2 separate regions of the Homo sapiens genome follow, and region 2 is linked to region 1. A link is an interaction called in ENCODE POLR2A ChIA-PET data of the cell type or tissue named here. Cell type or tissue: Panc1. All regions are shown on one strand. Each heading gives the region's core, and the rest is flanking DNA. Links, peaks and the distances in the headings are about the cores only. Region 1 overlaps ATXN1 (ataxin 1). Region 2 overlaps ATXN1 (ataxin 1).

Region 1 (12,830 bases), core at 3,364-7,363:
TGAAATCTTAGAGAATTCTCTTTCTATTCGTGAGCTTCTCCCAATTGTATCCTAAAAAGTAAGGAATATAAATCAGATGCTCCGTCCTAAGCCCTTGGACCTGGAGCGGGCATTTGTGTTCCCCGTTGACAAAAAGATGATGAAATACTTCCTCTGTGTCTGAGTGCAGCGGCGTCATGGACCGGTGTTAAGTTTAACCTGACCCTTCTCTCTGCCCTGCAGTTGCTTCATCTCCTCACCTTAAGACTTCACCTTTCCTTCATTTCAGCTTCCCAGAGATACTGCCACACCCCGGACCTGTGTATCAACTTGAACCCTCACACCCCCCAACTTGGACCTTTCTAAATCTTAAAATCTCAGACTCTGTAGTTCTCTCTGGGCATAGCCTCCTGACCCCCTTGCTTTCCCTCTCTTCCTCAGAACTCAGTTGTCTCCTTATTGTGAGCCCTGACTCATCCCCCACTCTTGGTCACTATAGCCACTTTCTTCAGGCTCCGTATTCCTGCCCCCTAACCAGCCTAGACCTCATGGCTTGAAAGTTTAACTGTGCATGCCCAATAGCTTAGTGCCATGCATTCCTTTCCAGGCACCAATCCTGCATGATCCCCATCACCTGCACAGCTGCTTAGAGGCCCCCAAACCCAACTGATGGGTCCTGATGTAAATTCTTACTGTTAATCTGAGGAGAGTCATCATTGCTTTTCTAGTGGGCTCATAGTCACATTTCTTATGGGATCTATTCCAAACTTTTCCAGTCTCTTCAAAACTTACCCTCACCCTCACTTTGGTAGAGGACCATTTATTCATCTTGCTTTTTTAAAATCTTGAAGAATCCAGGCATGAATCCTTCTACTCTCTTTTTCCCTTTAATTCTGTCCGTTGCTCCTGTCTCACAGTTGCAGACAAGTGTTGCATGCTGTGCTCACGCATCCCAGAGGAGCAAGAAGACCTCCCACTCCGCAAGGCTCCAAGACCCCTCGTTTTCTGGATCCCTCTCTACCCTGACTTCTCTGAGGCTTTGTCACCTAGGTTATCTCCCTCTCCTGCTTGATCTTTCATTATCTTCATCTTAACCAAAACCTTCTCTTCAGTCTATGAATGTGCCTAGTGGTGTGGCCTGTCTTTTAAAAACTAAAGGAGCCCTTATTTTGACCTTGTTCTCCTCAGGCAATTTCCATTTCTCTATTCTTTCTTTAACCTCAACATGTTTTGAAAACATAGTCTGTGTTCTATTCATCCAGATTATTACCACCCACTGAAGTCTTAGTCACCAGTTCTTCTCTGTCATCCAAGCACTGGAAACTTCTCGGCCCAATGTCTTCACTGGCCTAAGATGGACTCAAACTAGTAAGCTTTTATTCAGTGGTTACTCCTAGACCTCTGGGCTGTATTTCCTACGGTGGCTGCTGCCAGCCATTTCATTTCTTTTCTTTTCTTTTTCTTTTGTTTCTTTTCTTTTCTTTTTCCTTTCCTTTCCTTTCCTTTCCTCTCCTCTCCTCTCCTCTCCTCTCCTCTCCTTTTCTTTCTTTTCTTTTCTTCTCCTTCCCCTTCCCCATTCCCCTTCTTTCTTCTTTCTTCTTCTTCTTTTTTTTTTTTTTTGAGACAAGATCTAGCTCTGTTGCCCAGGCTGGAGTACAGTGGGGTGATCTTGGCTCACTGCAACCTCTGCCTCCCGGGCTCAAGTGATCTTCCCATCTCAGCCTCCCAAATAGCTGGGACTACAGGTGCAGGCCACCACACCTGGCTAATTTTTGTATTTTTTGTAGAGGCAGGGTTTTGCTGTGTTGCCCAGGCTGGTCTCCAACTCTGAGCTCAAGCAATCCGCCTGCCTCGGCCTCCCAAAGTGCTGGGATTACAGGTGTGAGCCACTGCATCAGCCTATTTGTTTCTGAAAACACTCTTTATCTGCCTTTATTTTCTCTTACCCTCTACTGCTCTGATCATTTCTTCTTTATGTCTTCCTTCTTTTGTCCCTTTTCGTACTTATTCTTAAAAGTAGATTCTGCCTAAGTGTGTATAACCACTTTTCTTCCTTGTTTACATCTTCCAGGTCCTGAGGGAGTGTTGTGACTTGGTTACAGCCTACCTTCCTAACCTTACTCATTGCAGCCCAGGCTTCCCCATAATTATATACATGTTCCTCTCACACCTCAAGCTCCCTTGGTTTTCTGCTTCTGTTGCATCTCTGGTTTCTTTCACCTAGGATCATCCTCCTGCCTCCCCTCTCTGCATTTCTATATATTCTTTTCCAGGACCACATCAAATTCTGTGTTCTCCTTATGACATAATCTCAAATGACCCCAGGAAGTTATCTTTTTTTTGGTCCACATTTTTAATGGGACCTTTCTTACTTTTACTTGGTTTTCAAATTATTTGTTGAAACACATTTCTTTTAAACTATGTACTCATGAGACAGTATATTGAGAATTTAACCCCTGTCCTTAAACACAGTAAATATTGTGTCAATGTTTGCTAAATGAAAGGAGTGAAAAGTATGGCTCTATGGGAACTTGTTGGTGAATGTCCCATTTTTATTTACCAATGAAGAAAAGCAAAACTTAGCAAAATGTATCTGTGGAGAGGTGGGTGGGAGAGGGTTGTTGTATAGTCTGAACCAAAATAATTAACTCCTGTAATTGCAAAAATATTATCATTGCTCAGTGCACCATTTTGCAGTTAATCAGATAGTTTTAGGGAAATATTAAATGATTCTCAAGCTTGGAAAATAGCAATGAGTGTTATGGCATCACTATACAGCCCAGAATGAACTCATGGATCCTCCAATCTCTTGTATCAGATATACTGCATACTGGATACCCAAGGCATCAGGGATTCAGAGAAATTTTTCCGAAGGTCATCTGGGTAGGAAGCCTGACTTTTATAGAATATTTCATAAAATTCTTTTTATTTTATTTTTCAATAGTTTCTCTACATTGTATACAAAGCACACTAATTACTCACTCCCATTGTCTCCACTAATTACATCACTCCCATTTTGTTCTCCTATGAACAAAGAAGAAAGGAACAAGAGGTTGTTTTTTCATTTTGAAGAGGCAAGGTTGATATGTTTGACTAAAATAAAGTTGGGATTACCTGTGAATTTCAGCCAGCTTTGCCCTCCGGTCCATCAGGTGGACAGTGGAAAATTGACTGTGATGCTAAAAATGGTCATAATTGGGGGAAAGTAAGCTTTACCACCTCTTTTGTGATGCTGAATGTGTCTTCAAGGGAATCAAAAAAGTTGTGCTTGACAGGCAAGGTGAAAAACCCAGGGATTTGCTACAAGAATCTCTGCAGGAGTGGTAGAATGAGAAGCTTCATTGGAGTCTGGGACATTTTAGTGTTGCTGGCCCATTACCCTGAACACTCTTCTAACCTCCTCCAAGACGGGTGTCTGAGAGGAGCTGGGCCCTGCAGACCAATTCTAGTCTTCTCTCTCCACCCCTGCCCCCTTTAGAACAAGCATATTAAAGGAATGTCTGATGAGCTCACTATAGTCTTTGTCAGGACATTTTATTTTTTATTTTTTTATTTTTATTTTTGAGGTGGAGTTTCGCTCTTGCTATCCAAACTGGAGTGCAATGGTGTGATCTCGGTGCACTGCAACCTCCGCCTCCCCGTTTAAACGATTCTCCTGCCTCAGCCTCCCGAGTAGCTGGGATTACAAGCACCTGCCACCATGCCCAGCAAATTTTTGTATTTTTAGTAGAGACGGGGTTTCACCATGTTGGCCAGGCTGGTCTCCAGCTCCTGTCAGGACATTTTTACAGCTGTTTTCGTTCTAACCCTAACTGATGACCATTGGAAGACCTAAAAATTCAGCTACGCAGAATAAGTAAAATTGGTCTTTTTCTTTGCATCCTGAGGATAAATCTAAACAAACCCCTCTCGTTGGCATATCTCCAGCTACAACAGAGGGCAAATTTGAATGGATTATGAAGATTGAATTATCCACTTGGTCTTGGAGGTGGTCCCGTCTCCTGTGATGGTGGGGTGGGGAGGCGGTGCAGACATGTGTACAGGAAGCTTAGCCAAATGCCTCTATTTGGGAAAAGTTGAAATCAGTTTCCTGGGCAGTCAATTTTGAGGGTTTAAAAAACTTTATTTTTTTTTTATTAAACATACTAAAAATAACAAAGCTATCCAAAATTAGACCACGTACTTTGCTCCTTTTATATTTCAGTGTCCTTGGTATGCTTGGTTTCTTTTCTTTCTTTTTGAAGCATTAATATTGTTTTGAATTGCTAGATATACAGAAGGTACGATAGATGTACAAGGAAAAATAAGCATCTCTCTTATTTCTGTGTCTAAGTCACTTGAATTCTCACCTAGAAGCAAGTACCATTATCATTTTCTTGTGAGTCCTTTTAAGGATATTTTATGATTATATAAGCAAAAATATAGGTTTTTTAAAACAATGTTTACACCCCATACACTATTCTGCCCTTTACCTCTTTTCACCTAACAGTGTGTCCTGGAAAACCTTTCTTATCGGAACATAGAACAGCCTTATTCTTTTTTAGTATCTAAATAGTATTCGATTGTATGATTTTGCCATAAAGTATTCAGTCCCACATTGATGGACTTTTTTTTTTTTTTTGGTTGTTTCCAGTCACTTGCTACTATGAACAATGCTTCAGTGAACAACTCTCTATAAATAGCATGTTGTATGTCAGCAAGGATCTCTGGAGGAGAAATTACTAAAGGGGAATTGTTGGATCAAAAGGAATATGCAGTTTTAATTTTGGTAAACCTTGCCAAATTGCCCTCCAATTTGGCATTCGTCCTATTGTATGTTCCTGCTAGCACTGTTTGAGTGTGCTTTTCTCCACAGACGATGTTTTTAAACTTCACGATCTTTGCCAATCTGAGAGGTGAAAACTACTATATTCTAGTAGCTTTAATATGGGTTTCTGTTATTATAGTGGTGGTTGAATATACTTTCATATGTTTAAAAGCCGTTCCTATTTTCTTTTCTGGGAAATGTATATTCATCCTCGTTGCCCATTTTTCTACTACGTTTTTGGTTTATCCTGTGAATTGACTTTTTTTTTTAGGAGCATGTAACAGCTAAAAAGATTAGTCCTTTTGTCTTATGCTATTTTAGTTTAAATTTTTCCGTTTGTCTTTTGACTTTATGTTTTCTTCATGCAGGGTTTTAAAAAATTAAAGTCATCTTATTTATCAGATTTTTATTTTTTGGCTTTTAATTTTTTTACATACTTAGGTCTCTTCTACGCAGTAATTATAATTTTTAAATTGTCTCGTATTTTTTATTAGTATTTTAAAAATAATAGTTTTGGCCAGGCACAATGGTTCATGCCTGTAATCCCAGCACTTTGGGAGGCCAAGGCGAGAGCATCACTTGAGGCCAGGAGTTAGAGACCAGTCTGGACAACACAGGGAGACCCTGTTTTTACATAATAATAATAATAAATAGCCAAACATGGTGGCGCACGCCTGTTTGTACTCGGGAGGCTGAGGTGGAAGGATTGTTTGAGCCCAGGAGTTTGAGACTGCAGTGAGTTATGGTCGTGCTACTACACTCCAGCCTGGGTGACAGAGTGAGACCCTGTCTCTAAAAGAAAATAAAAATTAAAAAGGTTTTATTGAGATATGATTCATATATCGTAAAACTTACCTTTTTTTTTTCTTTTTTTTTTTTTTTTTTGACACAGGATCTCGCTCTGTCACCCAGGCTGGAGTGCAGTGGTGCAGTCACAGCTTACTGCAACCTGGAACTCCTGGGCTCAAGCAGCCTCCTGCCTTAGCCTTCTAAAGTGCTAGGATTACAGGTGTGAGCCACTGTGCCCAGCCACAATGCAGTCTTTTAATAAATGGGTTTTTAATCTATTCATAGAATTATACAATCATCATCAAAACCTAATTTTACATTTTCATTACTCCAAAAAGAAAACCTTTACCCATTAAGCACCCACTCCCCCATTTCCTCTACCTTCTGGCCCCTGGTATCCACTTAATCTATGTTTTATCTCTATGGATTTGCCTGTCCTAGACATCTCATATAAATGGAACCATATAATGTGTGGCCTTACACAACTGACTTTTCCACTTAGCGTAATGTTTTCAAGGTTCTTTCTCATATTTTTATGCTTTCATTTTTTACGTTCAAATCTTTGGTCACCTTGGGATTTATTTTAGTGCAGGATGTGAATTAGGGATCTATATTTTTTTAGGTGGCCGTCCAATTATTGGAAGTCCTTCCTCCCACTAAAGTGCAGTGACACCCATATCATTCACTGAAGTCCAGTATTCATTTGGATCGACCTCTTTTCTGTTGACCTTGCTAAGTATTCCTGTGCCCATGCACACTGTTTTACTTTCTAAGGCTTTATAATATTTTTAATATCGGTATGGTATTCTTTTCTTATTTCTTTTTATATCATTGTTATGGCCATTCTTTCCTGTTTATTTTTCCATAGGAACTTCAGAATTAGCTTTCTAATTTGTATTTTTGACATCATATAAGTTTATAGATAAATATAGAAAGAATTATTCTCTTGATATTGACTTTCTATTCAAGAAGAAGATAGACCTTTGCAGTTGTTCCTATCTCCTCCTCTGTCCCTCAGTAGTATTTAACATTCTTCTTTATGTAGATTTGTTTTTTTTTTTTTTTTTTTTGAAATGGGGTTTCACTCTGTTTCCCAGGCTAAAGTGCAGTGGCACAATCTTGGCTCACTGAAACCTCTGGCTCCCAGGTTCAAGCGATTCTTGTGCCTTAGCCTCCCCAGTAACTGGGACTACAGGTGTCTGCCACCACACCTGGCTAATTTTTTTGTATTTTTAGTAGAGACGGCGTTTTACCATGTTTGGTTAGGCTGGTCTCGAACTCCTGACCTCAAGTGATCTGCCCACCTCGCCCTCCCAAAGTGCTGGAATAATAGGCCTGAGCCACTGCACCCAGCCCTCTTTATGTAGATCTTGCATATAGTCCTCCTTCAGTTTATCCCTAGGCATTTTATATTTTTGTTGTTATTTAAATATGGGATACCTTTTTACTGGTTGTCCTTTAGAAAGGTTATTGATTTTTGTATATTCTTTTGTTTCAGTTACCCTACAGAATTCTCTAATTAATAAGTTGTTCAATTGACTTGCTCAGATCATAGCATTTATAAATAATAATTTTTCTGCCTGTTATAATTTTTATATCCCTTATTTATTTCTCTTATGCAGTTAAATTGGCTAAGTTTAACAGATCAGTGTTAAATAACAGAGATGATGGTAGACATCCTCATGTTGTTCCTATTTTTAATGGGATGCTTCTCATGTTCCCCCATTAACAGTGAGCCTGCCTTTGGGGTGGAGCCTGTTTATTGTCCATTTGGCGTTTGTAGGGCTTTTATAATGAGTAGAAAACGTTTTGGAAATGCTGAATCTGACGGAATTATTTGCAGAAAGGTAAAGTATGCTGTGTTAGTTCTCCCGCAGTGATAAAATAGTAGTCTGATTTTTCTTACCAGCATTGACAGGAGTTTATGAGTGGGAAGTCTGTGCTATAAAGGAAGAAGGCAGCAATTGTATTTTAATCTCATGCTATTTTTCTTTTGCCAACGAAGTAAAAAGACTAAGAAGCTATAGGAATATGTAGTAAAGGCTTTTGCTAAGAGAGAAAAGGAAGAAAGGTGGAAGAATGGGATGGAAGAAACGAGATAAAAGTATACCTCATTTTCCTCAGCGTCCCCCCAGATCAAGTCACCTGATAAACCAAATATTACTAGGGTAGTTTTTTTCCCCAAAATATTATTACCAAAAAATGACACAAAACACTAATTGTCAACCAAAATGATAAAGAGTCTCCGAAAAGGCTTGCAAGAAAATAGTGAAATATTTTATCATTTGTAAGCAAAAGATAATAATACAGAGTTCCAAATACTGAGAAACCACAAGAGGAAAAAGAATGCCTATTGAAACATGTTTATATGTTGATTCTTTTTGATGGTGCCATTAAAGAAAAAAGAATGTTTTGATCTCTTGCAAAGAAAGCCAAACTAGAGAGGTATTTTATGAGCTAACCCCAAACCTGACATTACTCTAGTAATAAATACCAGGACAGGCTGTCCCTTGCATTAGCAGAACTGGAAAACAAAACAAAAGACAGTAACAATTGAGGCTTTGATGCTTGTTGGAAACATCTAACATACAGAGTTAGTGTGTTGTGGTCATAAACAAAAGGAGTTTAGGCTGACTCCATAAATTAGGGAAACTGATGCGTCCTGTTGCTTGGGACACACTACACAATTATCTGCATGACAGGCAGGAAAGAAAGCACTGGAAGGCAAACAGACTGCAGAACAATGTGGCCACCCAGTTGGTTTTAGACACACACACCCCTGGCCTGCAGAGGTGTCTATTTGACAGCCGGTCTCATGTCAAAACTTTCTTTTATGTGATTTTCCGATTGTAGGAACCACTGGGCTCTGGGTGGGTGTCTTAGGCGAGTCTGCCTTAGTGTTGAGTTTGACATATGGTAGCATTGTTAGGTGGTGTGTTTAGGAGAAGCCAACCAGGGCCTCAGAGCCAAAAGCATGGAGCTCACTGGCTGTGTGAACTTGACCAAGCTACTGAACTTTTCTGAGCCTAGTTTGTCATCTGCAAGTAATGCCTACAGTTCACGGCTTTTGTATGTACTTATGAGATGTTGTACATCTAGCACCTCACATGGGGCTTGTAGAGAGCAGTTGCTCAGGCAGTGTTTGTAAGTGGAGCACAGGAAGCAAGGGATGGAAAGAGTATCACATCAGGACCAAGGATGAAGGAGTGTTTGTAGGAAAGACCTCCGAGATGATGGTTGAGATGGATTATGTACAATAAACAGGAAGCATGTTCTTGGGAAGTGCTTCTAAGCATAGAAGGGCAGCATTTTCAAAGGCATGGGTGTGGAGGAATCTTTGAAACCCAGGGAACTGTAGTAGAGCATGGCTCAGTCCCAGGGTATGAGATGGGGAGTTTCACTCATTGAGACAGGACAGATGAGCCAGCGTGGGATTGAGTGGGGACTCGTGTATCCTGTTCAGACTATAGTCACGATGATGGAGAGTCGTTAAAGGCTGTAGACATGGCCAGGCATAGTGGCTCATGCTTGTAATCTCAGCACTTTGGGAGGCTGAGGCGGGTGCATCACCTGAGGTCAGGAGTTCGAGACCAGCCTAGCCAACATGGTGAAACCCTATCTCTACTAAAAATACAAAAAAATTAGCCGGGCGTGGTGGCATGTGCCTGTAATCCCAGCACTTTGGGACGCTGAGGTGGGTGCATCACCTGAGGTCAGGAGTTCGAGACTAGCCTGGCCAACATGGTGAAACCCCATCTCTACTAAAAATACAAAAAAATTAGCCGGGCGTGGTGGCGGGCGCCTGTAATCTCAGCTACTCAGGAGGCTGAGGCAGGAGAATTGCTTGAATCTGGGAGCTGGAGGTTGCAGTGAGCCAAGACCGCACCATTGCACTCCAGCCTGGGCGACAAGAACCAAACTCCATCTCAAAAAATAAAAAAGCTGTAGACATGAGGGACAGCATTTCATTTGCATTTTGGAAATGTGACAGTAATGTCTCTCGGGTGGGTTTAGAGATTGGGGAGGAAATGAGCTCTGGCCCAGGGTAATGATTTCTTCCATATTTTCCACAAATCTTAGCACAGGGCTAAACGCATAGTAGATTTTTAGGGAAAACCTCTTGATGGCCTTGAACAAAAGTTATTGTTTTGCCAGGATCATCTTTTCCATGAATCACTTGTTATACCATTAGTAGATTATTCTTGTGTGGAGTTGATCATTTTAGCCCCCAAATTATTTTTGTCCCTCGATTACATCATCTTAAACGATTGTGTGTTGTGGCATAGACATATCCTAATCTACTTACAATTTATGGTGCAAGTATCTGTGTCATAAAAGATATCTTCTTCTTTAAAATATGCTAGCCTAGCACTCCATGAAAATGGAGACTCACAGTGCTGCCCTGTCCTTCAAAGATGTTTATGTACAAAGGGATAACTGTTCCCACCCCTAAATGCTTTAGGCTTTGCCTATACTGCCTTTCAAAGCTTTCCCTATTTTAAGATTTTTTGAGGCCCCTTGGATCTCTGGAAGGAGAAAGCTATAATAGCTTTTGGTTTCTGATTGTCTTTAAGCAGAGAAAACTCACAGTCTCATTTAGGGGCGTGACACATTCCTAGTAGGGATGGTCAGTCCCAGGCAATAGCTGTGGCCATGGGCTGTTGAGGGCCATGGTGAGGGCCCATGCGGTAACAGACAGTGGTATGCATGCTGGACTGGGGTGAGTAAATAGCCATTATTCAGAACCACGGATTCTATTTTCAATCAGTCTGTCAACTGATATTTTTGAGAGTCTGCCATGTACCAAGCAGAGTGCTAAGTTCTGAAGATACTAAGGTAGACAAGATAAAAATGGCCCCTACCCACATGGCACTACATTATAGTTATTATAGGAGAGTGGATAGAACATATCTAGTCAATTACCGTGCACTGAGAAAGGTACTGTGAGACGGAAATACAAAGTATGGTGGAAGCATCCTGGAGTGACAACTGACCCTCACTTGGAAGGCCATGCAGGACTTCCATGAGGGTCAAGAGTTTCCTGAACCCGGACAGGAGCAAGATCTACCTTAGAGAGGTTTGGGGTGAAATAACGCCATGAAAGGGATAGTCTTTAATCTAGAAGGAAAAATGGAGTATTACACATTTGTAATAAGTGTTCGAGATAGCCTTTGAGTCATACAGTATTTGGAATGTATGCTTGGCTGTCAGTGATCTTATAAGACCCAAACCACAGTTTTCTTTATGCTGTGTCCTGGCGCTGCCAATGGCCAGCTGGAAGGGCCATGGCAGGGTAGCCACGTAGAGAGGCCACCTCCTAGAGGCGCATAGCCTGAACGAAAGCGGAATTTGAACAACACCTCCGAAAAGATTGGAAAGTCATGGTATCTGTGCGATTGCCCACAAGGAGGTCTCCTGAAGTCGAAGCCCTTTGGTTCTCTGGCGTTTTAATGATTTGCTATTCTGTCATCGGAAATACGTGGAGCAGCCACATCCTTAGACAGAAGAGGCCCAGCCACGTTGCTCTGGAGTAGAATTTAGTATGAGTGTGAGTGGAAGTTAAACAGATGTGGAAGCGCAGAGTGCAGCTGAACATCATTGACATGGACCAGCAGGTAAACAGACTTCAAGGTGATACACCCCCGTAAGGCAATGTTCTGGCCAGCTCCGCCAGTCAAGGCTGTACAGCGGATAGTAATTATTTCTGTCACAGCGAAGATAGATGCTGGATGTGGGCAGATGGGGGTAGACTTGTGAAAAGTGTGAGTATCTTTGAGTATCTTTTATAAATTTAGTGAGTGGAGTGGCAACCCACCTACACTTCTAATTTTTGCTGTTGGAAGCTATGTCCAGAAAAGAGAAGAGAAATTTCTCTACCTGATAAATTACACCTTATTCAAAACACACTGTGTGAATGAAGGTGCTGCTTCGTCTTCTCTCTGCTAACGTAACGTTGTGCACAATATTTTTTCTTTTGAAGCAGCAGAAGGACATTTTAATAGAAAAATACCTTTACTCCTGTTAAAGGAGTATCTTGGAGTTCTTCACCTGTCTTTATGGGGGACACTCCCCACTACATGGCTTCATAAGGATTTAGGGATGACTTGCTCATTAGACATAGAGTGAGCTGGTTAGAAAGACAAGTGTGAGTTGGGGTACAGTGGCATAGAATGTTTAAAATATTGAGCAATTTAGGATCCTTATTCTGGACTTTAATTGTTTCTAGAGCCAGCCTCTCCACGTGTGAGTAGCATCTTTGAGTGGCAAGAAAACCATTCTGGGTTGTCATTGAGAGCATGTGTCCTTGGAGAGTGCCTTAGCAGTACCTCCTGTGTCCTCCCACGACACATATCCACCTATGCACACGTCCACCATCCTATACGCACACAGGTGCATCTTGCAGTTTCACAGCCCGAGCACAGCCAGAGAGAAATGACTAACATAGACTTGATTTTTCGATTTAAAGACGCTCCTCTTTTTGCTCTTCCTCTTGAATATGACTTTTCTTTTCCTTATTTTCAGTGTTTTCAAGGGAAATGTCAAATTTTCAGACCCGTAACTTCTGCTAGAATCACAGACCATTAGGGACTGTAGAGATCTAACATGCCCAGCTGGAAGCGCCACAGCAGGATAGCTGTGTAGAGACGTGCAGCAGGCATTCAGAAAAACAGATCTGCATCTTGGAAAGAGAGGTCAGGGCTCGACTTGTGGATTTCAGAGTCACTCACTTAGAAGCAGTAGACATAGTACACATCTAATGAAAGCATTCCCCTGCTCGGAAATCTTCAGAAGTCCCTCAGATTTTACAGAATCAACTCAAATTACTCAGCAAGACCTTTGACACCCTCCACCATGTAACCTCTTCTTTCCTCCTCTCCCACTTCTGTCTCCCCACACACATACACCTCCAACCGCAATGGTCTCTTGAACATATTAGCACACGTTTCTTCCCACTTTTTCTCAAGCTGTTTTATTTCTTTAGCATTAGCTCAGATTCCACTTCCTTCTGGAATCTTTCTTTCATGAATTCAGATCGTGAAAGACCAAAGGGAATGTTGGGGCCTGTCATGAATTAGAAAATATATTCTCTGTTTTCACCAATCACAAGTCTTGTATGACTTGCCTAGAATAGCTTCCTTTATGTGTTCTAAGGGATATGGGAGCCCGTCTAGACTGGCCTCCTTCACAGCGCTGGGATCCGTTCTGCAAACCCATCACAGAAATACATGTGGCTTCTTCCTGCAGTAAAATATGT
Region 2 (12,830 bases), core at 3,946-7,945, 160 kb before region 1:
GACGGTGGTTCAAATTTTCAGCATCAAACCTCACTTTGGAATTATTTATTTCCATTTTTTCTCTTACCTACTAGTATATATGGATCCAAAATTAATTGCTTTTTTATTATATTTAATACATCTATTTGCTTTGTGGTTTTACTGATACTTGAAAATTGTAAACAATTATGAAAGATTTTGAACTTTAATCATCTTAATTTGCTTAATTAACATAATTTACTAGAGGAGAGAAAGAGAAAACAGACTTGGTTACTTATTTATGTTTGTAACCACCTTTGTATATGTAGTAACACCAGAGCAGGCACTTCATAATTGAAAAGGCTTTAGGGTAATAAGTCACTGTCTGTTTCAAACTGTGATGACTTTCTGGAAAAAATAGCTTTTGTAATATTTGTCATACTGGCCCAGATCCAGAAAGTAGTATGTTCAGTGTCTAATTGTACTCCATATGGCCTGAACTCTTGAGCAATCCATCTGAAGTAGGACCCTGTTAAGAAATTATTCTTTGTTTTTTTTTGAGATGAAGTTTCGCTCTTGTCGCCCAGGCTGGAGTGCAATGGCATGATCTTGGCTCACTGCAACCTCCACCTCCCGGCTTCAAGCGATTCTTCTGCCTCAGCCTCCTGAGTAGAGTAGCTGGGATTACAGGCACCCAGCTGTTTTTTGTCTTTTTAGTAGAGATGGAGTTTCACCGTGTTGGCCAGGCTAGTCTTGAACTCCTGACCTCAAGTGATCCACCCGCCTCGGCCTCCCAAAGTGCTGGGACTATAGGTGTGAGCTACCGGGCCCGGCCAAGAAATTATTCTATGTCATACATAATTGGGTGCAAGAGGTCTTAGTAATTTGCATTTTAAAATGATAATTGGTATCATCTACGAAGAGAAGTTCTACCTTAGTGTTTTAGTTTAGCAGTGACACTAAGATATTATACATATGAAAATCTCTTAATGTTAGTGGGCAGAACTGGGAACCCTTCCCTTTTTTTTTTTTTTTTTGAGACAGAGTCTTGCTCTGCCACCCAGACTGGAGTGCAGTGATGCAATCTTGACTCACTGCAGCCTCTGCTCCCCCGGGTTCCAGCGATTCTCTTGCCTCAGCCACCTGTGTAGCTGGGATTACAGGCACACGCCACCACGCCCAGCTAATTTTTGTATTTTAGTAGAGATGGGGTTTTGCCATGTTGGCCAGGCTGGTCTTGAACTCCTGACCTCAGGTGATCCGCCTGCCTTGGCCTCCCAAAGTGCTGGGATTACAGGCATGAGCCACTGTGCCCGGCTGGAACCCCTCCCTCTTACAGTTCACAGGGTATAAGAAGCTACTTTCTAGGGCTTCATCTTAATATGGTGATTGAGTTCTATATTATGGCCAAAAGGAAAATTATGTGGGTATTGTGGGGAGGAGGAGTCAGAGGGCTAGGGGCAAAGCGGGCAGAGAAATATCAGCTGCCTTTATTTAGCAAATATTTACCAGTCGTTCCTGCCCATATGCACTTGTTCCTTGTGTACTTGGATCTGAATTGATTAAAAAGGTCTGTATGTATTGAGTCTTTTCCCTTAGGAGCGCTTAAGCTTTCTTTTGATGCTTTTTTTCTCTTCCTTTAAAATGGTGCAGGAAAATGTTGGAATAAACATAGTCAGCTTGTGAAAGGATGATTCTCTCCCTTATCTGGGCATAAATATTGTTGAATGTGAGAATGTGGGAGTAGCTACTGGGCCAAATATGCACAATGAGTGCAAGTGATTATTGACCTTACTGATGAGAGGAAGGAAGAGAAATACTTTAAAACTATTTTCACAGGGCATTTCAACCAAGATGTTTTTCTAAATTCGGTTTCTGATTCAAAAACTGGATTTAGCTCTTTTTCTTGTTTGTTTCATCTGAACAAATTTACCCTGAATTGAATGGGAGAGTGTTTCTTAATCCCCCATGTCTTTAGCAGTGAGTCATTTCCATGTTGTTGAGACATTTTCTAGCCTTTATTGCTGTGTGTAGTTCATGCTTTTCTCTGGATGTTTTGACTCCTTAAGGAACTCGCAATAACAAATTAACAATCACACTCCTCTGGAATGAAAACACGCAGTATCGGAGTAATAAATAGCAGTTCTCGAAACCTAAATAAACACAGAAAACTCAGCTCTCGTACTTAAGAAGGCTCTAGAGGAGTCCAGTGTCCAACATTACAAGCAAGACACACCATTTAAAGCCATAGGAAGTTAACATACTTTCATTTTAATTTTCCAAGGGATCATGTTATAAAACCATATAGCCACTTCCATTCTTCAAAACTTAATAAACGGTTAGTTTTAGTCATCTGACCTGCCTTCTCTCAAATGGATCATAATTTAGTTTAACAGGTTTGACATTAAAATAAGTTGTGTTTCTCTGGGAAACTCATGTTAGCCTGGACTTCTCCACTTCCTGTCTTTCTCTGGTGAAGCTGGTAATAGTGACTGAGCTCAGGCCATGGCGGGATCCTCACAGCCCTAAGACTAGGTGCCACCTGTGTGCTGCAACCCAGTACCAAAATAACAGGAAAAATCTAAAGTTATCCAGATAAAATATGTCAAATTATAAAGCCTCTGAGTCATGACAGTAATCAAACCTGATTCTATATCAGCAATCAAACCTGACTCTATATCAGCTTTACCAAACACTATTAATATATCCTATAATAAAAATTAAGGCGTCATTCCTCAGGTTCTTTAGCAAGTAAGTCAGTGCATCTATCTAATTTGCTAAGGCTGAAACCTATTGTACATAGAACTCGGGTCTGAATGGTTGTCCCGTAGAAAGTTTTAGAGCAGAGCAAGGTTGTAAATAGCCAGCTCCAGTGGCTGTTTTTCACCCTGTTCATGGGTTGCTTGCCCTGGTTGTATATTTAGTTGCCTGTGATGGATGGAGTGAAGTGCACAGGTCGTCTCTCAGGGGTGAACACTGGGTTTGATTAGAGGCCATTGTCATGAAAGATACTCCAGCTCTTCCATGACCATACATGCTTAGAAGAAAACTTTGATGCACAAAGAACTGAAAGCCCTAGGCACTGGAATTCCTGCTCATCAAAAAGACACCTAAAAAATTCTTTTGGAGACTTCATGAATTTTCTCTCGATTCATACTGAAGGACTGGTGCCAGTAATATTTTTCCTCTTTGCCTGTTTCAGTTTCTCATGAAGTTTTTCCATATTTAGACACACTGCCCAGTTAAAGGGAATGCCAGTCACTCGGGGTTTAAGACAATGAAGTATGTACTTCCCTCACCAATCAGTTGGGAGAGCTGATTGGGCTGAACTTCCAGTCTGAGGCATGTGAGTCACACACAGGCAGAGATTTAAATGTTATTAACATGAGAAAGATCTTTTGAACGTGAAGTCATCATGCTTGAGGTTACTTTGAACTTTCCTCATAGTCTCTTTTATGATTTGTGTAAGAATCAACATGCTTTAGTCTTATGTTAAAAAAACACAGTCGAGTGAAAATGGACATGAATTTAAAATTGCATGATAGCCAGAAACTTTTCATACTGTGGAAATGTTACACTGTGATAAACATTTAGTGAAGCTGCTTGGCTCATGGGCTATTTTTTTAATGGCTTTTGGGTTCAGAAATTTCAAAATGTCAGATTCTTTGTAATTTAAATTTCCTTCTAAGTAAGGAAGTGCACTATGTTATTAATTTTAAAAATATATATACTTAGAAGTTGAAATTGTGTAATTATCTTAATGCTCCAGAGTCTCTTTTCTGACTAAACATTGGAACTTATTCTGTTGAATGCAGGGAATTTGTCCAGAAAAGCTTAAGGAAATTTAGCCTACGAGGGGAAATGCGCTAGATTCATAAATAAAAGGTTTATCCAAAGGGGTGATATAGAACATGATTTTATCTATAAAAGATTGTACTTGAGTTTTGTCTCTTCCTCCTCCTTTTAGGATTAAGTAATGATTGTAGCTTAGTTTTTATAGTTGATTTATAGTAATAAGTTATGTGTAAGCTGACTGTGGGTAGTTGAACTCATTTCAACTGCAGAAGGATAGATTGTTGTTTAAAGGATCATACAAAAATTATTATTTTTTAATAAAATGAAAATGTCCCCAGAGATGTTACACCTGGAAACTTAAAAGTAGGAAAAATGATAATATAGTATGTTACTCTATCTCTGGAAGGAATGATCTCTCCCACTGAAAAGTAAATAGTCCAAAGTTTACAATGTTTAGTTGAAATAGCTTATAAATCACGGCAGTGACTTTTAATCCTTAGTAGAATTCTCCTTTATTTCTGAGAAGTCTGTATAAATGTTTATGGAAACACAGTCTGAAATATTTTAAATGTAGCATACCAATAGTACTTAAAGAGAACTTTACGCATGATCACACACATTCAGAGTTGTTGGGTAAAAACACCTTGTACCTTCTTTGGTAGAAAATACTTCTGTATTTGCGTGTGTGTGAGAGAGAGTGTGTGTGTGTTTTAAATTCTTAAACATAACAGATCTTTTGAAGCAGAGCAGAAAACTCGCATGTTACTGACACTGCATTCTCAGCCATGGGGAAAGCAACAGTGTGTTTCAGCTTTAGCAAATTACATGTGTTGACTCACTAAAGAACCTGAGTAACTACACCTCAGTTTTTATTACAGGAAATATTAATAGTGTTTTGTAAAGCCAATAGAGACTCAGGTTTGATTACTATCATGACTCAGAGACTTTATAATTTGACATATTTTCTCTGGATAATTGTAGATGTTTCCTGTTATTTTGGATTTTTTATTATCGTTATTTACTGTGAGTTTTGCGCTCATATACATGTAGCCCAGAAAAGCGATAGTGAGATGGTTCAGTGTATGGAATCAGTTTTATTGAACAAACAGTGGGGCAGGTGGGGGGAGATACTTTTTTGTAATTAGACTATTATTAGTGAGCACTTCCTTTGGCTTTTGTTCATTTAAATGTATCTTTTCTTTATAACTTCACAGGACGTGGAACATGTAAATGCATTTTGAGTTGAAAGCAGAAAATCACATTTCAGTAAAATTAAAAGCTCAAGATTTCATTTTCTTGTAAAATTTCTAATCATCCCCATTTGCTGAACTTTGGGCCCTTTCTTGGCATTGGGAGGTCATGGCTAATGAATGCATCTCCTGTTGCCTGGCTTACAGCCGCCCCCTGCTGCAGTGCCATTTGGGAGAAGTGTGTAATGTGCGTGCTTGGACTCGTTATCTCCTTTCATTTCCTCAACATCAGTTAATGCTGCATAGTTTGCAACATGATATTGCTTTGAGTTGGTGCCTAATTGTGTAGGCTGGCTAGAAGAACGAATCTTTGCAGTGGTCAGGTGAGGCCACTGAGTGTGCCCCTTTGCGGCCACTGCAATAAGGTGGTTGGGAATTCTTCATTTCTGATCACTGAACTTTTCCAGAACGTCCCAAGGCTCCCCCAGGAACTGTATTACAGCATGACATTCTGTGTATGTGGGTTTTTCTGGGAGAGGATTGTAGCTTTCAATCAGATCCTCCAAGAATTCTGTTTCTCAAAAGGTTCATAGGAACCATTTATTTAGAATTGAAAGATAGGCACATCTTCTGAGGAAAACAAATGAAAGGCTTAACAAAATGTTAAGGCTGAGTTACAGAAAACAAGCCATAAGCTACCTATTTTATTCAATTAAAAATAACCATGACATGGCCATTTTGTAAATTATTACATTAAATCTGCATTGCAGACATACCTGGTACGTATTTATTTATTTATTTTTTAAGAGGCAGGGTCTCCCTCTATCACCCTGGCTGGAGTGCAGTGGCATGATCATAGCTCACTGCAGCCTCAAATACCCGGGCTCAAGCAGTCCTCTTGTTCCAGCCTCCCGAATATCTAGAACTACAAGGACGTGCCACCATAGCTGGCTCATTTTCAAATTTTTTGTAGAGACGAGGTCTCACTATGTTGCCCAGGCTGGTCTCGAACTCCCTGGCCTCAAGCAGTCCTCCCACCTCAGCCTCCCAAAGTGCTGGGATTATAGGCATGAACAACCACCCCCAGCCACTTGGTACATATTTCAAATGTGGTTTGTTTCTTTTGAAATAATGAAAAGGAATAATGTTTCAGGGTTTGTGGCATCCACATTTTGGGATGGCTACATGCCGTAACCTTGTTCGTAGTAGCTCCTGATTTTTATCTGTATTAGAAATTGCTCGGCATGAGACAAATGAGGAACATTTGGGGAAATGTGTGAGTAATTGAGTAAAAACTAATAGCTGTCTTAAGGGAACCATCTTCTGGTTTGCATTTGTATTAATAGGTATGCAGAGCAGGAATAATTTGGAACGGGGGAGCTGGTTATCCTCTGGGTGTGTCAAGCACAAATCTCAGATTCCATTACATCTGCACAAGTCTTGACAGTTTGCAAAATGTGCCTAGAGGTATGCTTGATAAGGACAGACATTTCTTGCCTGGGTTCTAACTGTGTCACTGCTAGCACAGTATCTGGCCTGAACAGCATCTAAAGAAATATTTTGCTGGATGGGTTACCTCAATGGGTTCTCATAGCAGCCCTGTGGATATAGACACAGCATGTTTTATCATTCTTTTCTACAGGCTCAAAGAGGGTAATTACTTACTCAGGCTCACATAGCTGGTAGGAAAAGGATTTAGGCCTCTCCTTTATACCATGCTTTAGCTCGACCCAAATAATAAAAGCAAAAAAGCCATGTTTGGATCAACTGAGTTTTAATAGAAGAGCATTGGAGAGAGGTTGTAAACCCTCAGATATTTTCAAAAATAATAGTAAGCATTCTTGACTTGCAATGCAGAGAATGTCTTAAGCTCATATGTCTTGATGGTGCTAATCAAGTCAGGCTTTTATAATTGAGTGAAAGCACAGAAAAATAATTTATTCATTCTTATACAACCAAGTATTTATTGAATGTCTTTTCTGCACCAGACATGGTTGTATGCACTGAGGACGTAACAGAGAACAAACAAGGTTGTCTAAGTCCCTGCCCTCAGAGAGCTTATGTTCTCATAGTGGAGACAACCACAAGTAAATTGCATAAGTAGACTCTATTTGCAGACCCCCCAAAATAGAGTAGGATATGTTAGGAGAAAGAGTGATGGCAGGGGCGAAGGGGATTCTTTTGTTTGGTGGAGTCAGGGAAAGTCTTAGGGGATGGGCTTTTGTACAGAGACTGCAGTAAGGTATAGGAGCCAGCCCTGGAAGATGGGAGTGGTGAAGGGTGAGATGAGAATCTGAGGATGAGCACTGTAAAGGAAGAGAATGGCCAGGTGAAGGCTCTGAGGCCAGAAGGAGCCTTTGAATTGATCTAGAGGCTGCAGGAGCTTGGATTTTACGCTAAATGTGATGGGAAACTCTGTTAGTTTTCCAGGGCTGCTCTAATAAATTACCAGAAACTTGGTGGGTTAAAACAACAGGAATTTGTTCTCTCAAAGTTCTGGAGGGCAGACGTCTGAAATCAGGTGTCAGCCGGGCCACACTCCCTCCCGAAGCTCTGTTGGGAGAACCTTTCCTTGCCGCTGTCATCCTCTGGTGGTTCCAGGCGTTCCTTGGCTTGTGGCAGCGTCACTCCAGTCTCTGCCTCTGTTTTCACATGGCCTTCTCCTCTGTGTCTGTACCAGGTCCTCTCCTGTCTCTTAGAAGAACAGTGGTCATTGGATTTAGGACCCACCCGGGAAATCCATGACATTTATGTCAGGGGCTGGAAAAGGAAGGACAGGTGGGATGTGACCATCCGGAGAGCCTATCTCAGCTGTCATGGGTTGTCACAAAGGCCATTGTGTGGTTAATTTTTATCTTCTTATTCTTGTTTCCTCTTTAATCTTTCATTCTAAGCCCTATAGCCCTGACTGGCAGATTCGCTGTCGGGTTTTTCTAGTTGTAGATGACATGCTTTTTCTTAAAGCCATCTTCATTTATTAATCTACATTCGTTTTTAATTTTAATGCACCAATCAATAATTATTTCACTTGACAGTTTTTGACAGCATGCTGCTTGCGACATTTAGCTGTTTAGCATGAATTCAAAAGGTGATCTATCAATTTGCACAAATGAAATAAAGTTGCTCTTTCTTCCTGTGCTTTGGGGGAATGTATAAAAAAATGTATGTTTATCCTTCCCTGGAGAATTTTTGATGTAGAAATACTGAATAGTTTTCTATATAAGAAGACAGAGGACTAAAGAGCTTTAAAATTTGTTGTGCTTATTTTGCTTGTATCATAAATTCACGTGAAAGGCCAGATTTCTCTTAATTGCGTTGATATTGTGGAGATGAATCATTCAACAAATGTTTATTAAGTGCTCATTGTGTGCATGGCACTCTGCAAATGTTATGGGAAATAAAGACAGAGTCCCCGGGAAATAAAGACAGAGTCCCCAGGAAGTCTAGTAGTCAGAGAAACAAAGCCACTTCCCAAATTATGGTGGGTAGAAAAACTTAGGAAATGACAGTTTTATCATGCTACATACCTTCACTTAATGAATCCTATGTGAAAATTCCCAGTAAAAACCTATGAACAAAAGTGTGTGGTTGTCTTCATGTATACATTGTGTGCACACATCTGTGCGTACAATGCACAGCTTTGTATGAAGCTAGCTGAAAACTAAACAGCTAGGCTGAACTTAGCTGAAAACTAAACAGCAGGGGAAATGTTCTTTCTCACTAAAATCACAGTGTTAAAACTCTTGGCAGTTCAGATGGTCTCCACTGTAGCTGTTGGTTTACATTTTGATAATTTACCAAAGAGCATAATATATTTAATTCCTAGTTGGATGGTGTAACTCAACACAGCATTTCCAGCGAAACGCTTTGCAAATGGGAAGTAAGCATTTTCTTTGGAAACCAGCAGCTTCCTTACTCCCTTGGTTCTTCTGTGGGTATAAGCATGACCTATAGGTTAGAAGTTCTGGAACAGAAGGAGAAAAATGAATTATGTCACAGTTAACAGGAAAGGAGGTGCTTTGCATTCTTGCTCCGTTGCAGTTAGTTTTGTTTTCCTTCCTTGGTTTGGGGGCATTTGGCCTTGCATATCCTGGCAAGATTTAGGCAAAACAGGCACTGACCTTCTTTCTGGAATGCTCTTTCATTTTGCCCCATGCATATTATTAAGAGGCATAATTCACTGTCATATTTTTGTGGCTAAAAGTTTTCTAACTTCTATACACTGAGCCTTTGTTTTCTGCTTAATAGGGCAAAAGAGCTGGCATTTTCTGGGCATCATTGACCCTTCACTATGATTTAGATTTTTTAAAGAAACACATAAACTGTTCATTGCACCTTGTTGTGTGGCAACTCTGCCAGTCACTAATTGGTACTGTGGATATTTGGCTGTTGCTCTTATTTACTTTCCTCTGGTTTTTACATCACTTAATTAAATCTTGTGCCAGTTTCCATTCTATACATGTATAGGGAAGCAAACAGAAACTTTGTCCTGAAGCACCAGGTTCTTTGGCTTCATCATCCTAAACAGCTCTGTGAAAATCAGTTGAAAGTGAGTAGAGCCAGAAGTGGCGTGTAAGCCATGCTGTCAGCGAGGGCTGGCTGGATCTGCATACGATCGCCGCCTTCTGCCCCTGCTTTTGGAGACTAGAGATGGCTTCTGGTCTGTGTCCAGGGCTTGCCATGCTGATTCAGAGAGCTATGCCACAGATGAGCCTGAGTTGAGACCATGATGCCAGCATATCCTCAGACCCACGAGATCGTTATGCCAGAATGTTAATCCGCAGTGGAAACCATTACTAACATACTCTCAAGGCCCACATGATGAGCACATTCTCTCTCTGTGTTAAGCTGCATGGGAATGTAAATCCTAACTGGAAGCTACTTTATTGATGTGCCTTGAGAAATTGCTGCTCTCTGGCTGCAGGTATCAGCAGCAGTCACAGTGCACATGCTCTCTAAGGAAGATCCATATGGAGTCAGGTGTTTGCTTGGTGAGCAGGGAATCGGAACAAGGGAGTGGGATGAGTTGACTGTTAAGTGGCACCAAGCAAACATAGCCTGCCTCTCTGTTCATCTCAGGAGAAGGGTGGCTTTTCTAGTGGGACCAGGAACATGTCAGTCATTGCCTGCTACTCCCTACAGTCATCTCACTAGGGTGGCCTTGCCTGTGAAGACACTGTATTCTCCCCAACAACCTTGGCATTGCCTACATAGACTTTAGTGACTCTGTACTTTCCTGGCTAAGCCAGCCCTGGCGCCCTTTTGAGGACACAGTCTTTTCTTAAATTCATGACTATATTTCATCAGGTGCTGGCTGGGGCAGGGGTAGTGGTGATGGTAGTAATTATCTTTCTTCAGTTGGCTTTGTATGTCCATGTTCTCATCCACTAAATTTTGTTCTTACTATAAACCGCTAACTAGGCAATCTCTTCCCCGTTGTCAAGTTCTTGGTTGGGGAATGGTAATCTTTATTGTCCTTCTTATAAGTCCCTTTGGAATGGATAGAGGCTTTGGGATGGACATCTCGTGAACTGTATCTTCATATCAAGCTCTGTGAACTGAATGGCAACAAGGAGGCATTCATCCAGACCAGGAGTAGGCAAACTATGGTCCATGGGCCAAATCCAGCCTGTTCTTGTAAATAAAGTTTTATTAGCACATAGCTACATCCAATAATTTGTCTAATGTCTATAGCAGTTTTTGCACTACACTGGCAGAATTTGATTTGAGTCATGGTGAAAGAGACCATAGTCCAAGAAAGCCTGAAATATCTACTATCTGATCCTCATCAGAAAATGTTTGCCAACTGTAGTCTATACCTTTGCACGTCAGAGAATTGCATCAGGGAAGAACTAGAAGCCCTCCTTTTGCACCCCCACAACCCTGCCACAATTCAGTGAACAAACAGAAGATCAGAGAGGGAATGTGACTTGACCAAAGTCACACAGCTGGTTCATAGGAAAGCCAGGACCTGAGCTCAGATCTTCCAGTTCCTAGTGTATTTGTCTTCTACTTTTGGAGGACGTTGTGAGTTTTCTGGTTTACAGATGATTAACCATTACAACATACTGAAAGAAAGCTTCTTTAGTGGTCAGAGCTATTTTCCAAACTGACTTCCCCAGGCAAAATCACTAGCCAGCTTGGCATTGATACTCATTTATTAATCTTACAAACAGTACCTACCATATTTCAGGGATGGGGCTGGGGCTAAGACACTGATGAAGAAGCACAATCCCTGCCCTTGGGAAGTTTGGATGAGAAGAGTGGTCAGATAGCTAGATACAGAGATGCATGTCATTTTATCTGTAGTGTGTTACTTATCATCATAGGACTGTGATCATATGGACGAAGGATGCGTTAATTTAGCCTTGAGTGGGTGGGGGTGTTGTCAGGAATGGCTCCATAGGGTTGGAGATGTTTGAGCTCTGTCTCAAAGGAGATTGAGTTCTTCAGGTAGAGAATTGCAGCAGAAATGGCTGTGGTCCTCTAGGCTTGAGTGTGCATGGTATCCAGTAATTTGGGAATGCTTGTCTAACACAACTAGAGGTAGGGCTTAGGGGACGTGGTATGGGGTTACAGGAAATCTAGTTGGAAAAGTAAGTTGGAGCCAAACTGGGAAACTTACGGCATTTCAAATGCTAAGGAGTATGGACTTTGGCTTATATTCTAGGGGTTTTCTAATCTGTAGATTCCAAAACATATGGGAGACCACATTTCTTGTAAAAGAGGACCTGCACATTCATACCAACACAAAGCATGGTCTGTAGATTTGGTCATCAGAATCACTAACAGAAATAGGAGCTTTCTTCCAAATATATGTAGCTGGCTGATATTGTAAGTCATTAGCCAGAATTCATTCACAGCGTTACTAAGTTCATAGTATCTTTTTGACCATTGTACATCTTCTTGATCAACAGATATTAAGAGTTAAACATCTAGTGCCTGAAGTCTGCAACATTTTTGATTGAAGAAAATGTTGGGAACCACTGCCGTTGATGGCAGTAGTCATGAAATTTTTTGAATTAACACATGTTATAGGTTCCAGAGTCAGCTGCCCTAAATTTTACTAGCTTTGTGACTTTGAGCAAGTTATTTAACATACCTCAGCTGTAAGAGTCTTTATCTCTAACGTTAAAATAATAGCCTCTGTCTCTTAAGATTGTTATAAAGATATGATAATGTCTGAACGCATGTAGCATGGGGCCAGGCTGATGGGATATACTCATGTTTAAATAGAAGCTATTGTAATGATTTTTAGCGGATGTGGCATATGCAGATGTATTTTAGATTTGACCCAGTGTGGACGATGAGTTCAAAAGGGAGAGTTGTACGACCTTCCTGTTATCCAAGTGAGAAATAATGGGGCCAGGGTGGGCAGGGGATAGGTTAGGGAAGGAGAGGGGAGAGGGAGTATGGGAAGGTGTATGTCCACTTTAGGTAATGAAGTGAGAAATGAAAGAAGCCACATTCTGTTTCATGCCCAAAGCAACAGACAAGGCACAAATTAGAGTGTAGGGAAGCCAGTTTCTGTGACTTGATGGCATAGAATGGTGTGGCTTATCTGGCAAATTCCACGCCCCGTAACTCCTGGAATTGATCTGGATAAGAATTCACCTTGAGTAAATTTTAAAAATTAATTTAATAAATTAATAGCCCCCCCTTTGAAACACAGAAAAATTAGAATTACAGCATGAGTATCTTTTTTTGCTCTAAAACAGTACAGCCCAGCAGTTCAGCCTACACCCATCACAGAGCTTTCAAAGGAATGTATACAAGAAAATACATATACAATTACAAATTTTAAAAATTAAGTAACATGTATATACTGTTAAATATTTATATATTGATGCTTAGAAAAAGATGGGACAAATGTTAAGTGTCAGCTGG

The links. Peaks named below come from ENCODE experiments on the same cell type or tissue, not always from the same donor. Only the 100,000 strongest peaks of a DNase experiment are listed, where the experiment ranks them.
Region 2: POLR2A ChIA-PET joins it to region 1 with 9 read pairs; 3 of 35 experiments call an interaction of 5 or more read pairs at or near these places.

The regions. Positions count from the first base shown.
Region 1 is chr6:16,551,142-16,563,971 of GRCh38, reverse strand. The region is part of intron 4 of ATXN1 (ataxin 1); the gene reads left to right. Among named protein-coding and RNA genes, the nearest start is that of ATXN1-AS1, 200 kb to the left of the region's middle. In Panc1, for the core only: no CTCF peak of the experiment used is centred there; no DNase peak of the experiment used is centred there.
Region 2 is chr6:16,714,546-16,727,375 of GRCh38, reverse strand. The region is part of intron 2 of ATXN1 (ataxin 1); the gene reads left to right. Among named protein-coding and RNA genes, the nearest start is that of ATXN1-AS1, 40 kb to the left of the region's middle. RefSeq lists an enhancer at 3,021-3,633. In Panc1, for the core only: no CTCF peak of the experiment used is centred there; no DNase peak of the experiment used is centred there; H3K27ac peaks cover 4,000 bases.